Regions from separate parts of the Homo sapiens genome. Here region 2 is linked to region 1. A link is an interaction called in ENCODE POLR2A ChIA-PET data of the cell type or tissue named here. Cell type or tissue: Panc1. All regions are shown on one strand.

The links. ChIA-PET counts read pairs that join two places held together with the same protein. Peaks named below come from ENCODE experiments on the same cell type or tissue, not always from the same donor. Only the 100,000 strongest peaks of a DNase experiment are listed, where the experiment ranks them.
Region 2: POLR2A ChIA-PET joins it to region 1 with 15 read pairs; 5 of 35 experiments call an interaction of 5 or more read pairs at or near these places.

Annotation. Positions count from the first base shown.
Region 1 is chr20:19,880,529-19,888,528 of GRCh38, forward strand. All of the region lies in intron 2 of RIN2 (Ras and Rab interactor 2), which reads left to right. Among named protein-coding and RNA genes, the nearest start is that of RIN2, 130 kb to the left of the region's middle. RefSeq lists an enhancer at 5,212-5,712. In Panc1, a CTCF peak has its summit at 6,339; DNase peaks (open chromatin) are centred at 133, 4,583, 5,537 and 6,254; H3K4me3 peaks cover 4,229 bases; H3K27ac peaks cover 8,000 bases.
Region 2 is chr20:20,021,393-20,029,392 of GRCh38, forward strand. NAA20 (N-alpha-acetyltransferase 20, NatB catalytic subunit) reads left to right here. Exons shown (of 6, transcript NM_016100.5): 2 at 1,064-1,088; 3 at 4,285-4,375; 4 at 5,392-5,527. Among named protein-coding and RNA genes, the nearest start is that of NAA20, 8.0 kb to the left of the region's middle. In Panc1, no CTCF peak of the experiment used is centred here; no DNase peak of the experiment used is centred here.

The DNA of each region.
Region 1 (8,000 bases):
GGGACCACAGATACATGCCACCATGCCCAGCTAATTTTCTGTAGAGATGAGGTTTTGCTGTGCTGCTGGGCTCAAGAGATCCTTCTGCCTTGGCCTCCCAAAATGCTGAGATTATAGATGTGAGCTGCTGCACCTAGCCGAGAAAGTCATTCTTTAAAAACCCTTCTCTTTAGCCTAGATGACTTCCTTGTAAAATCCTATGCACTTACTCATTCGGCAAACATTTACTGAGCACATACGTACCAGGCAGCACGTAAGGTATTAAAGACACCACTGTGAACAAGCAGATGAGATCTCTAATGTCTGGTTCCATAAAGGAAGATCTTTTCTTCTTCTCTCTTCAACCTCCATAGAAATGGAACCCACTAAGTCTAAAATAACAGACCGAACATATGGCTTCCTTTAACTATTCCCGATGGCAGCATTTTACTTGGTTAAGATGAGAGCCAGAAATATTTCGTGTCCTACTAGTGACAAATAATGTGGTTTCATGGATAAAGCACTGGTTTCAGTCTAGAGATCTAGTTTCTTACTTTTGCTATCTTTTATTACTTAAGTGTATGAAGAATCAAATAAAAGCCACCTCTTCAGAGACCTTGTGGTTTAGAATTAGTGAATTAAATATAGTGGTGACCTGGAATTGGTTCTCCCTGCTCACTAGAGCTGATTGTTAAAATTTCATGAACTTTCCAAGTCTGTTGATGTCACACTGGTAGCTTGAAACCAGCCATGATGGGAGTATTTACACCACAAAATAGGCAAATGCTAAAACCCGGGGCTTTTATTTCCCAGAAAGCCAGTTGTTAAACATTTCCCTGCGCATCACTAACTAAAGGGAAGGGTAAACACCCTGATGGTGAAGGGGAAAGTTTGGAAAGACATCAGCATATACATGGTCAAAATGAAGGAAAAGAAGCAAATTAGTACATGAGATTCCAGGCAAGATGTATCCTAGAGGCTAATTTATTATATAGGGATGATGTTCCTCTCTTTTTCCTTCATAGCACTGGTTGTCATGACATTTCGACCCAAAACATTGTATTTTATTTATTTATTTTTTAAAAGAGACAGAGCCCCTCACAGAGTCACCCAGTCTGGAGTGCAGTGCTGCAATCAGAGCTCACCACAGCCTCAATCTCCTGGACTCAAGAGATCCTCCCTCTTTAGCCTCCTGAGTAGCAGCTGGAATTACAGGCATGCACCACCACACCTGGCTAATAGACTCAGGACATTTTCATGTAACCCTGTGGACTTTGTTTATGTTCTTTACTCCACTAATGACATAGGCTGTTAGTAAACAAAACAAAAAACATTGTAAGAATAAAGAGTATTGTGTTTAGAATTTCAATACTCCATTGCTGGGCCAAAGAATATTCCTAGAGTTTCTGTGGAATTGCTTCTACTTTCATTATTGACTGTCTAAGAATTACAAAATCACTGGTATTGTAGCCATTTCAGAATGAAATGGGTGAAGATGCACTCAACAGAATTTGTGATAGATCCAAACATAAATTGATGAATTTTATCTTGCTTGTAATTTTGGAAAGTGAAAAAAACTTGGTCTGAGAAAAATGATACTGGTAGAAGAAAACCTGATGACAGCTGTCACTAACTACACCCAGTCACACTTGTTATGATGGAACAAGTGACGGAAGCATCAGTCTTACAAAATTCGGACATTCCAAATGTAACCCAGGGAATTTGGAACTTCATAGAAATAATGAAAACAGCCAACACCTCACAGAGCAGGAATCTTAAACAGTAAAGTTTCACGAAGACAAAAATCTTTTTGATCAATCATGTCTCTTTTACAAAGTTTACAAGGAAAGTATTCATCCCTAAAACTATTTTCTATAAAATTAAAATTAAATGAATAGCTATATGAAAAAACTGTCATACCACACACAAAATCCAAAGCTGCCAGATTACAACCTCTAATGAAAAATAATCACCTACATAGACTCTTTTACCATCATGGACAGAGAGCCTTGGAAAAGAAAGCTCTAAACTCAACTGCTAACAGGTTGATGAGTAGACCCTGAGGAAGTCCCAGTGTGTGTGGCTTCTTTGTCCATGGGATTCTGTGGATTACGGGCTGAGGTGGCTTATGACACCTCTGCACTGTATTGCATGAAGTTACTGCACACATATGTTGTGTGACCACTGATCACATGGAGCTTTTCGAGTGAGGAGGTTTGGAAATATTGTTGACCCTTGAACAAAACAGGTTTTCAAACTGCACTAGTCCATGTATACACGGGTTTTTTTCAATAAACATATTGGAAAATTCTGGGGGAGATTTGCAACAATTTGAAAAAAACGCACAAGTTGTGTAGCCTAGAAATACTGAAAAAAATTAAGACAATGCTAGGTATCTTATGAATGCATAACATACGGGTTAATTGGCTGCTTATGTTATCAGTAAGGCTTCTGATCAATAGTAGGCTATTTGTAGCTAAGTTTTGGGGGAGTTAAAAGTTGTACTCAGATTTTTGACGGCTCAGAACCCTTACCCCATCCATTGTTCAAGGGTCAACTGTATGCAGACTTTTCAATGACCTTGCGGGTAGCCAAGGGGAAGCCACCCCTCTTTCCCTGCTCAATCATATTCCAAGTGAGTTGAGTCCATCAGCCCTGAGGCCTGGGCCACCGGTGCAGGAGAAGCCATCAGTCAAGAGAGGAATAAGGGATGCCTGCAGGGGTGGCGAAGAGGGATGCCTCAGGAGGCTAATTCTTAAATGGCCCAAGGGGGAAAATGAGGGCATTGGATAGGAGGTGAGAGAAGCTTCCTACTCCAGAAAGAGAGGACTTTTTTTTTTTTTTTTTTTTTAGACCTGGTCTCTCTCTGTTACCCAGGCTGGAGTGCAGCGGAGCGATAATGGCTCCCAGCACCTTTGACCTCCTGGGCTCAGGCAATCCTCCTGCCTCATCTTCCCAAGTAGCTGGGACCCTAGGCACTCACCACCATGCCTGGCTCATGTTTTTGTTATTATTTGTAGAGACAGGGTCTCCCTATGTTGCCTGGGCTGATCTTGAACTCCTGACCTCAAGTGATCCTCCCACCTCAGCGTCCCAAAGTGCTGGGATTACAGGCATGAGCCACCATGTCCAGTCAGAAAAGGAGGACTTTCTAACCAGCAGAGGAGCCCACCTGTTGCCCTCGGGTGGTCACATGGCCAGTAACTACATGGGCACCAGCAGGGCTTCTGTGGTGTGGACAAGGTGAGAGTTTCTATGAGTCTGTGAACCAGTTTTCCAAGGAAAGAAGGGATGGACTTCCACCAGAATTAACCCCATTTACAGGCCAGTCCTGTAAGTGGTAGAAAGGAGTTTTAACCACCGCACCTCACACCACCTTGTTAAAAAAAAAAAAAAAAGGTTACTCTTAGAAAAATTGAGGCACTGGACATTGTTCCTAATTACATTTTTAAAATACTTTTTAATTTTTTTATGTGAAAGATAGGGTTTCACTATATTGTCCAGGCTGGTCTCAAACTCCTGGCCTCAAGCATTCCTTCTGCCTTGGCCTCCTAAAGTGCTTGGGATTATAGGCATACGGGCATGAGCCACAGCACCTGGCCAACAAGAGTTTTTAAATAGGATTAGGACCAGGCGTGGTGGTTTACGCCTGTAATCCCAGCACTTTGGGAAGCCAAGGCGGGAGGATTGCTTGAGGCCAGGAGTTTGAGACCAGCCTGGGCAACATAGGGAGGGAGACCTGGTCTCTACAAAATAAAAATAAAAAGATGAGTTGAATGTGGTAGCACACACTGGTAGTCTCAGCTATTCGGGAGGCTGAGGTGGGAGAATCACTTGAGCCCAGGAGGTTGAGGGGCAGTGAGCCGTGACTGCAGCAATGCACTCCAGCCTGGGCAACAGAGCGAGACCCTGTCTCAAAAACAATAATTAAAATTAAAATTAAAACACTGTTGTTGAGTAAGGGGGCTGGGAATACAGTTCTTTCCATATGACTTCTTTCTTTCTCGTAAATTAGCTTGTCTTTTCAATGGAAAGTTTTCATGACCTTCAAACTTAAAATTTTTTTTTAAAATGACTGTTGGGTGAGGGAAAACCTGTGTCAAACAGTGATCCAAGACACTTTAAAAATTTCTTTCAATTCACATAGTTCGAATTGTCAAGTCTGATCCTGGAATAACATTTGTCTGTCCAACGTGTAAAATATTGAGTAATACAAAGATAATTATGGAAATATTCAGAGAACTTCCCTGGACCCAGACACAGAGCCACCTCCATTTCCTCCTACCTCTCTTAGAAAAAAACAAAAAGCATTAAAAGGAGAGATGACCTGTCTCCCTGGGAGCTGGTTAAGCGACCAGGCAAAAAAAGTGAGATGCATTTCTTAGATTCGGACTTGACCTGACAGGTCCTCTAGGGTGAGTCACTTTTTCCTATTTCAGTCAATTTGGCTGTAAAATAATTACAATAACGAGGTCTTGTTTACTGAGACTGAAGTCCGTGCTGCCCGGCCTCATTTAACGGCTAGAAAGAAAAACTGAAGGTTGTGATTAGAAAGCTTCTGTAGCCAACCTCATGCAGCACGGAGATGAGAATCCAGGACTTGAGTACACTAAGTGTCTATTAAGTCAGAACTGTGAGTAGTGGAATCCAATATAATTGCTTTTGCTGCTTCTTTTGTGGGTTTGCACTTGTGACCTAAAGTAAATAAAATAGCATAAAATAGGAAGCTGGGGTGGGGGCAAGAGGAGAAGAGATTGGGCCGATGTTGGTCAAAGGATACAAACTTTCAGTTCAGAAGGAGGAAAAAGTCCAAGAGCCGTATTGTGCAACACGGTGACTGTAGTTAATACCAATGTATTGCGTATTTGAAAATTGCGGCCGGGAGCGGTGGCTCATGCCTGTAATCCCAGCACTTTGGGAGGCCGAGGCAGGTGGATCACTTGAGGTCAGGAGTTCAAGACCAGCCTGGCCAACATGGTAAAACCCCACATCTACCAAAAAATACAAAAATTAGCCAGGCATGATGGTGCACGCCTGTAATCCTGGCTACTTGCAGGCTGAGGCAGGAGAATCACTTGAACCCTGGAGGCGGAAGCTAAAGTGAGCTGAGATGGTGCCACTGCACTGCAGCCTGGGTGACAAAGTAAGACCCTGTCTCGAAAAAGAAATACAAGCAAACAAACAAAAAAAAAAACGAAAAGAAAAGAAAATTTTCGAAGACAGGAGATTGTAAGTGCACAAGTGCACTCAGAACAAAAAAAAGCATATGAGGTAATGCATATGTTAATTAGCTTCACTTAGCCATTCTGCAATATGTATACCTATATATATCAAGATGTCATGTTGTATACCATAAATATATACAATTTTTACTGGTCAATTAATAAAATAAAATCCTTCCCCCAAAATAGGAAGGTTACGTTGGACTAAAGAAATTAAGAGAAGAGGAGAGGAGCGGAGGGGATGGGAAGGGTGGGGAAGGGACAGTAGAGGTGGGCGGGGAATAGGCGACGGGGGAGGGCAGAGGAGGGAACAGGCCTGTCCTTAATCCTTCTCAAGCTCTGTATCTTGCCAAGATCTGGCCTGTGGCCCGGCGCAGCAAAAGCTGGGAAAATGCCAGTGACTCAACCCAGTTCCATTGATCAGTGAAATGGAAATCGGGGACTCTGTGTTTCAACCCCAGTCAGCCAGCCCACAGCCAGGGTCCAGGTGGCAGCCTCAGCTCCTGGCCTCAGTGGCTGTCAGTAGAATGGGTTGGGGAGCCAGCCTCCAGCGGTCTCACATAGCAGGCAGGCAGTGCAGCCTGGAGCCCAGCCAGGGGACGCAGGAATCCTTTCTGCTTTTTAAGGACAGACTTTGCTTTACCACAGCAGTCGCTCTTGGGGCCACACGGAAAGCCACCACTGAGTTTACTATAAAGTGACAGAGGCTGGTGTCTCTAGGAGAATGAGGAATAGTCACTTCCTGCCTTTGTCCATTAGCGCCGACCAACGCGACCAGCTCCGTTTACATTCTTTCAGTGGTGTTGTTGAAAGGGCTTGGCAGCTCCCAAATGTTTGCAGTGTCCTTAGTCCTATGAGGGCTGCCTTCTTCTTCTTCTTCTTCTTTTTTTTTTTTTTTTTTTGCTAGCTTTTAGCTAGTATCTGGAAACATCTACTGGACATGTTGGACTCATTTTCTCAAGAATCCACTTTACCCTTCAGGGAAGCCAGGAAAAGAACAAGCTTCCAACCGGTACAAGTCTGGAGGAATTTCACAGCCTCTCAAACTACGGTACCCTTTTTGTTTCTTAGTCTAGCCTGTTACTGGGATGGTTTTAGGATGAAGCTGCTGGGGTGACATCTGTGGGGAGGCATGGGGAAGCGCAGGTGAAGAGAAGTTATCGTTTTAAATGGTATTAAATTGCTGTCAATATTGAGTCAAGGTGTCTAAGGTTATGGTTTGGGGAAGAAAACTATAGCTAACTATAGCTACTACAGAAAGATCTTAAACCAGAACTCTTTTGGGGCCCTGAAGAACTTTTTTTTTTTTCTTTCGAGACAGAGTGTTACTCTGTCGCTCAGGCCAAAGTGCAGTGGTGCGATCATGGCTCACTGCAGCCTCAATCTCCTGGGCTCAAGTGATCCTCCCTCCTGAGTAGCTGGGACTACAGGAGCATGCCACCATGCCCATCTATTTTTTTTTTTTTTAATTTTTTTTAGAGACAGGGTCTCGCTATGTTGCCCAGACTAGTCTCAAACTGCTGGATTCAAGTGATTCTCCTGCCTTGGCTTCCCAAAATGCTGGTCATGAGCCACTGCACAGACCAAGAACTTTGTTTTTCTGGCCAAGGACTTTATTTTTTAAAATAATAATAAGCTATGTACTGTCTGCTTGAACTATTGGATGGCCACCAGCATTTAATCCCATGGGATGTACCTGCTGCTGCACCTGGCAGTGTGTTCCTGTCACCTGCTCTCATTTCCCTCTTGGAGCAGCTTATGAAGGAGAGATGCCACCTGCATCTTTTGAAATGTGATGGATCTGCCTGCCCTGAGCAGAATTCAAACTGGATGGTGAATTGAGGACTGCTGGAGGTTAAAGGGTACACATGAAGTTTTCAGGCAGCTAATTAAAATAAACTAGTACATTTCTGGAACCTAAACTGCTCCAATGCTGTAGGCAAAATTCCCTGTCTGCCCTGGCTCATCAGAAAGAGTTTGTATATGGAAAACTTCAGAACAGAACAAAGGAACTTAAGTCTGGATGAGGAATGAAGTCTTGGCTCTCGTTTAGCAATTCCTGAACTGCCAGGTGACATCAAATCCCCTGCCGAAGAAATGTCTGAAATAAAAAGAATTCCAGACATTAGGCCTGGTTTAAAACAGGGTATGCTTTTTTATTTGTGTGCTTCTGGGTCTAAACAGGTCATGGTTTGCTCCCCAAGGTGACAGTGTGGCTCCCATTCCGTCCCTAGTTCTGAGCATGGCACTGTGATTTCTTTCTGGAGTTGCTCCAACCTGTGGCCTTTTGCTAATGAGTGATGAACCCCAGAACCTGAACTTCTAGAGTCAGCAAAATTGCACACTGCCTTCTCAGGAGGTTTCTGGAACATTGGCCTTCATCCCAGCAGGATCACAAGTGGAAAGAAACACAGGGAAGACCCCGTCAAATCTTTAAAGTGGCCACAGCACGGAGCACTGACACAAAGAGACGATGGTTCTGGAAGGAGGGGTGGGATGCTCTGTGTCACTATTGTTTTCTAGATGGGATTCCGTGCACAGATCATCACAACTCACTGTGAGTGCAAGCAGGGGTGTAAATCGTGGGGCCGAAAAAAACCTTTGTGCAAAGATCCTTGCTCACTCACTGATATGCACTTCTCAGCTATAGATTCATGCTTTTCCACTTGTTGAAACGTCCCTAAATATCGCCCTCAATGTCCTGTTTGTGTCGCTGGCTCTCTGCCACTCAGCTAATAATGAAACAGCCTCAGTGAACCTGCAGCAGCAGCTGCCTTAGCTTCAGTGCCTACCCACCCC
Region 2 (8,000 bases), 140 kb after region 1:
CAAATGCTTGAGAATCCCGTTGTCTTTTAAGCAGGACGTTGCAGAATTGTTAAAACAATGCCATTGTTGTCACTGGATTTTGTTTTGTTTTGTTTTCGGAAGTATAGTGATTTTTTTGGTAAAGGTATTTGTGTTAACGTGTAATTGATTTATTATTTTTGAGTGAATATTTAAAATTTTTAAATCTCAGTAGATATTACGCGTATAAACAAAAGTTCTTTGGAGTCTTCAGTAACTTTTTAGCGTAAAGGAGTTCTGAAACCAAACAGTTTAAGAACTGCTGGACTACAGAAATATGATATGACTAGCATTGTTATGGGTCTCAAAGGAGAATTTGACTAGAAATCAGAAGAGAACAGTTGAAAAGTAGCTGGTTTTGAACCTGACAAAATAGTGGCTCCATTAATTGACTAGGGAAGTGAGGGGATGGAGATGGGTTTTCAGAATGCAGATTTGGGAATGGTGTGCTGGGATGTGCTGGTGAGCTGCCCACAGCATCGGAGCCAGGTTGGGAGGCATCCACTAAGAACACGTGATTGAACACATAGGAATGGGGATGGTGGGGACAGGGAGGTGGGAGTGTAGAATAGGAGTGGGGAGCAAAAACCGAGTGGTGGGAGTGACCACATTTAGAGGGTGGAATAAAGGAGCAATTGTCAGGGAAGACCCAGACACAGGCGGGGAGGATCCATGGGGTTGGATGCTGCAGCGGGCGAGTTTGACCTTCTGTCTCTGCGAGATACATCCCTAGTTGGTCTCCAGTTCCATTAGCAATTTATTGCCACTTAGAAAACACAAGATGTAGATTTATTAACTTGAATTTTAAAGAAGCAAGTAGCAGTTAAGTGAAAAAATATGTAAACACCTTAATAGTGGCTGTGACAGCTTATTATGGCTATTAGGTAGATTAAATCATCTGCCTCAGCCCTAAAGTTGGCCTTAAAGTTGTTGATGAAACATGTTTTGTTTTCCTTGTGGCATATTACTGTTAGCTTTAGCAGGCTTATTTCAACTGGTTATTGTAAACGCTGCTTACTAGAGACATTTCTCTTGTTTCTTTCAGTAACTTGGATCCACTTACAGAAACTGTATCCTTTTTTACAAAAAAAAAAAAGTTGAATGAAGATTTACTGAGAATAAAGAAAACAGAAATGAAAGGAAAACAGAGGAGTACTGAAAAGTTTAAAAACTTGTAGGTCAGGAAACATCATAAGCAACACTGAAAGCAATTTTAAAAAGTGAAACTGAGAACAAGAGTTGTCTTAGATCTGCTGACAAACTGTTAATATCATGACTTGGTAGAAATCTGTAACATCATAGCTCCCCTGCCAACCTTGCCCCTCAGGAGTCAGCATGGCTGTATTCACCAGAAAGCACAGTGACTTCAGCAAGGTGGCTGCATAGTCTCCAGTGTGAACAAAGTCTGGAGATAAGCAGTCCCAGGCAGGTGATGCTTCCATGAAGACACCAACAGCCAGGCTCTTTGCAGTTTAAGCACTCTACCCCTCCCAGGGTGGCCGTAACCTTGTTCCAGATGTTGCCACAGCAAACAGCATCACAGCCATGTTTCCGGCAGCAGAAACAGCAGAGGGGGAGGTGAGGGTGTTCTTCCCTTTTAAGAGTACCTTTGGGCCTGTACTCCCAGCACTTTGGGGGGCCAAGGCAGGCAGATCACGAGGTCAGGCGTTCAAGACCAGCCTGGCCAACATGGTGAAACCCCGTCCGTCTCTAGTAAAAATACAAGAACTAGCCAGCCGTGGTGGCTCACTCCGTAATCCCAGCTACTTAGGAGGCTGAGGCAGGAGAATCGCTTGAACCAGGACCCGGGAGGCAGAGGTTGCAGTGAGCCGAGGTTGCAGTGAGCCGAGATCGCGCCACTGCACTCCAGCCTGGGCTACATGTAGAGCGAGACTCCGTCTCAAAAAAAAAAAAAAAAGGAGAGTACCTTTGGGAAATGCCACACAGGCCCGCTCTGTCTCATTGACCAGCACCTGTTTCATGCTTCACCTGTCTACTGAATCCTATCTAGAGTCCAGAAATGTGCCCTGCTTTATAAATTGGGACTTGTTACTAAAGTGAAGGCTTTGAGGTAACAATGAACAGTGTCTATTATTGTCCTAATGGAAAAATGGGGCAAAGATGTGAAGATAGGATACTGTGGTTATGCTGCTGTAACAGATAACCCCACATCTCTAGTGGCTTACAACACAAAGTTCGGATTCTGTGTTATGCTCTGTATCTACTGTAGGTGGGTAGGAGGGTTCTGCTAACCGGTAATTTATCAAAAGAGGGCATATAGGAGCTTAATGAACGTGTTAAGAGTTCAGTCTCATCAGTCAAAAGACATGTAAACTAAAACCAAAATGAGATGCCATATTTTATGTATCAGCCAAGATTTTAAAAAATGATAAACCTCAGTGCTGATGATGGTGAGGTGAGAGGAACATTCTCATAAATTGCTAGTGACAATATAAATTGCTATTATCTTTCCAGAAGGCACTTTGGAAATAGTAATTCCATTTCCTGAAAGCTGAAAATAAGAAGAAATAGAGGCAGTTTGTCAGTGGTTGACAAAATAAGGCCCATAGGCCAAATCTGGCCCACTGCCTGTTTTTGTAAATAAAATGTTATTGGGACACCACGCTGATTAATTTATATTTTTTTCTGTGGCTTTTGCAGTTTGAGTAGTTCAGCAGGGACTGTATGGCCCACAAAGCCTAGGATGTTAACTATTTGGCCTTTTACAGAAAAAGTTTGCTAACCCCTGAGTTATACCATTACAAACATTATTTATTGCAGGAGAGTTACTAAGCATTTGGAATAAGATTCACACACAACAATCAGGAGATGGTTAAGTAAATTAAGCTGTACTGAAGAAGGATTTCAAACATTTTTTTGAGAAACAGGAAATGACCCAGGTGTCCATTGTCAGGATACAGGCTATTTAAGGTGTCTCTTCACATAAAGAAATACTATACAGCAGTAAAAATTAACTTACAGGTGCAGGCAGCAACAGGACTACATATCAGAAACAAAACTGAATGGGAAAAGCAAAAAATCTCTGCAGGTTCATCTGGATTTTTTAAATTACGACTAATGATATCACCACTTTTAAGATTTTTGAAGAATTTTGAATGACAAAAGTTTCACTATATAGGAAGGAAGGATTTTAGGATGCAAATCCGTTTATATGGTGTGCTTCCAGTGACATTTAAAATTTGCAGTGAAAGTCCCATAATCCAGGTGAGCCTATATTTGAAAGTAACCTGTTAGGTCCTAGAGGTCGATGGGAGGGAGGGGTGTCTGGGACTCCTCTGTTAGCCACAGAAGAGATGGTTGTGGTATATGTCAGTGGCTGGCTGGCAGGAAGACTGGCTGTCCTGCCATGTTAAGGGTTGTATTTGAGGGGTATTCAAAATAATGATGGTCCTTCAGAGGAGATTTTGAAGAATTTCGCACGGAACAGGTTTTCCAGGAACTTAAAAAATATATTTATGTGTGATTGATGGTGTCCTCTGATAAATTGCATCAGAAAGTTTATACTAACAAGAAATATATTTTCATCCATTAAAGTACAGAGTAAAAAGAAGAAGAGAAATGTAGGAATGATTACATGTCAGTAAGGATATCCCAAGGTTGAAGAGTGAAGTCATGAGCAAATTATTCAGGCATTTACTGTTAACATAGTTGATTCCTTAAGTCAGCTTTTATCTGCATTACTAGAAATGCAGGATTTGAATCAGTGGAGAGGAAAAACTGGGTAATTAAGTTGGCTCTGGAAGGACTTAGGTTGTAAAGTTATTTTCACAGTCTCATAGCTGAAGTCAAAGTAGGAACTACCCATTAATTTTTCAGTGCAATTATGTAAGCATCAGTGTATTAAGCATCTACTGTGTACCAGGCACCAGGGACAGAGGGAACATGATATTCATAGACTAAGAGGAGGCAGACCGCAAACAAACAATATCAGGTGATAAATGGAGAGACTTAGATATGGTATGGTCAGTAGGGAAGTAGACTGTAGAACTTTGGGGTCCTGATTCTCTGCTTTCTATTAGACAGTGCTATCACCATTCCACACTTGAGGCTATATGTCCAGGCAATTTTGTTAAAAATCAGTGATAACCTAAATATTTCATGTAATGGTATGTATGATTATAGGACTCATACAGAGCTGGGGATAAAGTAACAGTATACTTTTTAAAGGAAACTTTTTTTACAATATCCCTTAATGAAGAACTTTTTACTGTCCATTACTTTTCACACTCCTTAACAGGACTCTAGTATGGGATTCCTTTCTACCTACAATACCTCGCCCACTGGCCAGAGTATTTCATTGTTGCAGAGGCACCTGGTGGAGAATTAATGGGTTATAGTAAGTATAATACCACTAGTATTTTGTGGAGTAGGTAAAGATTTTAATATAGATTTCAACTGATTGCTTTAGACTGCAGAATTGGAATATAATGATGCTTGTAATTTTATTTCCTCTTCAACAATTCAAGAACTTACTGATCTCTGTTTTGGGCACTGTGCTAGGCCCAGGCGATAACGGCAGTGAACCAGACAGACATGGTCTTAGTCTTCTTAAATCTTTCATTCTAAAAAAAAAAAAAATCTTTCATTCTAAGGCCAGGTACAGTGGCTCACGCCTGTAATCCCAACACTTTGGAAGGCCAAGGCAGGCAGATCCTTTGAGGTCAGGAGTTCAAGATCGGCCTGGCCAAATGGTGAAAGCCTGCCTCTACTAAAAATACAAAAAATTAGCTGGGCGTGGTATCGCGTGCCTATAATCCCAGCTACTCAGGAAGCTGAGGCGGGAGAATCACTTGAACCCCGGAGGCAGAACTTGCAGTGGGCTGAGATCATGCCACTGCACTCCAGCCTGGGTGACACAGTGAGACTCTGTCTCAAAAAAAAAAAAAAAATCTTTCATTCTATACTTTTGTTAAATTTCTACATGGTTTATTTAGTACATAATGCAGGCATCATAGCATCCTCATTGAATTAGCATTACTAACAGAACCTTTAGCTCTGAACTATATGTGTACATCCACATGTACCCACATATACCCACACCCATATGAAATGCAGATATTTGAAAAAATACATACTCTGGTTTTTTTTTTTTCAAAATTAGTTGTGTTTTAAGTATATCGTTCTTTTTTGTTCTAATTCTGATTTTAGAACTATTCTAAATGTAACAGATAGTGTTACATTTACAAGTGAATTTCAAATAAAAGCACTAACTGTTAGCTGGATGACCTCAGGTGGTACTTAAAAACTTCTTTATTAGTTTCCTTTGTAATAAAAACATACTGAACAGTAATTCTATATTTATGTGTAAATCAATGTCTAGTTACTGAATGTGATTTTTGTTGTTGTTGGCAGTTATGGGTAAAGCAGAAGGCTCAGTAGCTAGGGAAGAATGGCACGGGCACGTCACAGCTCTGTCTGTTGCCCCAGAATTTCGACGCCTTGGTTTGGCTGCTAAACTTATGGAGTTACTAGAGGAGATTTCAGAAAGGTGAGATTCAGTTTTTCAAATACACTTAGTGATTTGTGGACCCCTAACCATTTTCTTCCCCTTCAGGCTGAATAACTGTCATGCTTTACAGTTCACAGGAATTTCATCTTCCATCTCCAGTAGTCCTTAGAACAATTCTATCACATAGTCAAAGTGATATTGTTTCTATTTTGCCATTGAGGAAATTAAGGCAAAGTGTTGTAGTGACCCGCTATAGGCCTATAAGCTGAGGAATTGGTGCAATTCAGTTCCAAAGGCTAGCTCTCGAGGTTTCTCTTAGTGTTCCTGCCACAGTGGCACACATTCCTAAAATCTGTTACCATTGCTTTGGCATCTGAATAAATTTTTAGCAGTGCTCCTCGGCCAAAAGAAAATAGTTCAGTCTTAAGCAGTTATATTCTAACTGTTTAATAAGTATTTATAGCCTAACAGCTAATAGCCATTTAGAAAAAAAATAAATTGAAAGAAGAAATATTTTCATTTCATTCTTAAATAACTGTGGCTAGCTACCAATGAGAGGTGTGCACCTGTTGGACATTAAATGACTTGGCAGAACCACTTGCATTCCTGTTTCATATTGATTTTCATCTAGTATTTTTTTTTAATCACAGCAACTGCCAGAAACTCAGCTTCATAGAAATATTATGTCATTAAGAGGAATGTAGCATGATCTTACGTTGAATTTGTGAACTACTTCAAACTAGTTTGCCAATATCTGACATGTAAGGTTTTGCTGTTTTCCCTGAACATTCGAAATATCCTTTGGTGGCTGTATGAGTTTGGGACACCTTAGGGCACCTGAGTGCACAGTTTGCGAACTGCCAGCATGGCATTTTTTTTTTTTTTTTTAAGGGACGTGTTGTATATATCAAACCTCTTCATTACTGGAGATAAAAGAAATACAATAAATAGAAGAGAAGGCCCCTCCTCGTATCTTCATTCTAGAAGAGAGATGTTTGTAGTAGCTTCACCTGTTGTCAAGCTGCCATTTCTTTCTCCACTGTAATTTCCTAAAAGTGTGGTAGGAAAGAGAATAGTTGCTGAGAAGGGTTCTTGAGCTTAATTTCTACTTAATTATTAGATTTAATAAAGGCAAGTTTTAAAGAAGTATCTGTGGCCTGACAAAGACTTCAAGCCAAATTAGAGGCAAAGGAGCTCAAACTCATTCAGAGAAGAAATTGTGTTAGCTGAAAAAGAAGTCGGTGCTAATCTTTAAGATTTTTTAAAGTTCTCTCTAGACCAAACAAAGAAGGGAAGAAAATTTTAGCATGATTATAGTTTACACACATTTATTAATGGCATTATGTTGAAAAAAAGTATTTGGCATTATTGTATAGTGAACAGGGAGTTAGAAAGTGGGTTGTTCAATGAGAACACATGGACACAGGGAGGGGAACATCACACACCAGGGCCTGTCGGGGGTGGGGGTCTAAGGGAGGGATAGAATTAGGATAAATACCTAATGTAGATGACGAGTTGATGGGTGCAGCAAACCACCATGGCACGCGTATACCTATGTAACAAACCTGCACGTTCTGCACATGTATCCCAGAACTTAAAGTATAATAATAATAAAAAAAAGCAGGTCGTAACTAGCTATGACCTTGCACATATAATTTAGGGTATTTGTATGATAGATTCTCCCTCTGAGTAGAAGACCACTAAGCTCTCTTCCCTTCCAGTTTCTAAGCCTTCATTATTTTAGACTAGTTGCTAAGATTTAAGTAATCTTCATTTGTAGGCATATATATACATATACACATACATGATACATATACATATGCTTATATACACTATATACATGTATACATAGTGCATACAATGTATACATTAAAAATAGAAACCAAACAAGTAGAGGAGAAGAAAAATTGAATGATAGAAGTCAACTCCAAAGAAGAGAAAAAGGAAATTAAACCAGCAAAACAAAATGCATGAAATAAAATGGTAGCCCAGAATCCAAATATTGTCAGTAATTACAACAGTAAACGTTAATGGACTTAGGACTTTATTTATTTATTATTAGTTTTGGAGATGGGGTCTTGCTCTGTTGCTCAGGCTGGAGTGCAGTGGCGTGATCTCAGCTCACTGCAACGTCTGCCTCCCAGGCTCAAATGATTTTCCTCTCTCACCCTCTGAGTAGCTGGGATTACAGGCGCCCACCACCATGCACGGCCAGCTATGATGACTCTATTTAAAAGACAAAGGCTGTCTGTATTGTTTACAGGAAATATGTGTAAAATATATTAAAATATTTTTAATACAGAAAGATTGAAAGTAAATTTTTAAATTACCTTGCAAATTCTAACCAAAAGAAAGTTAGAATACTTATTAATAATAGTTATAGTTGAATAATTATTACCAGCATAAAAAAGGGTCACTGCATATTGATAAAATATTTAATCAAGGAAGTAACAAGTCTGGGAGTGGTGGCTCATGACTGTAATCCCAGCACCTTGGGAGGCCGAGACAGGTG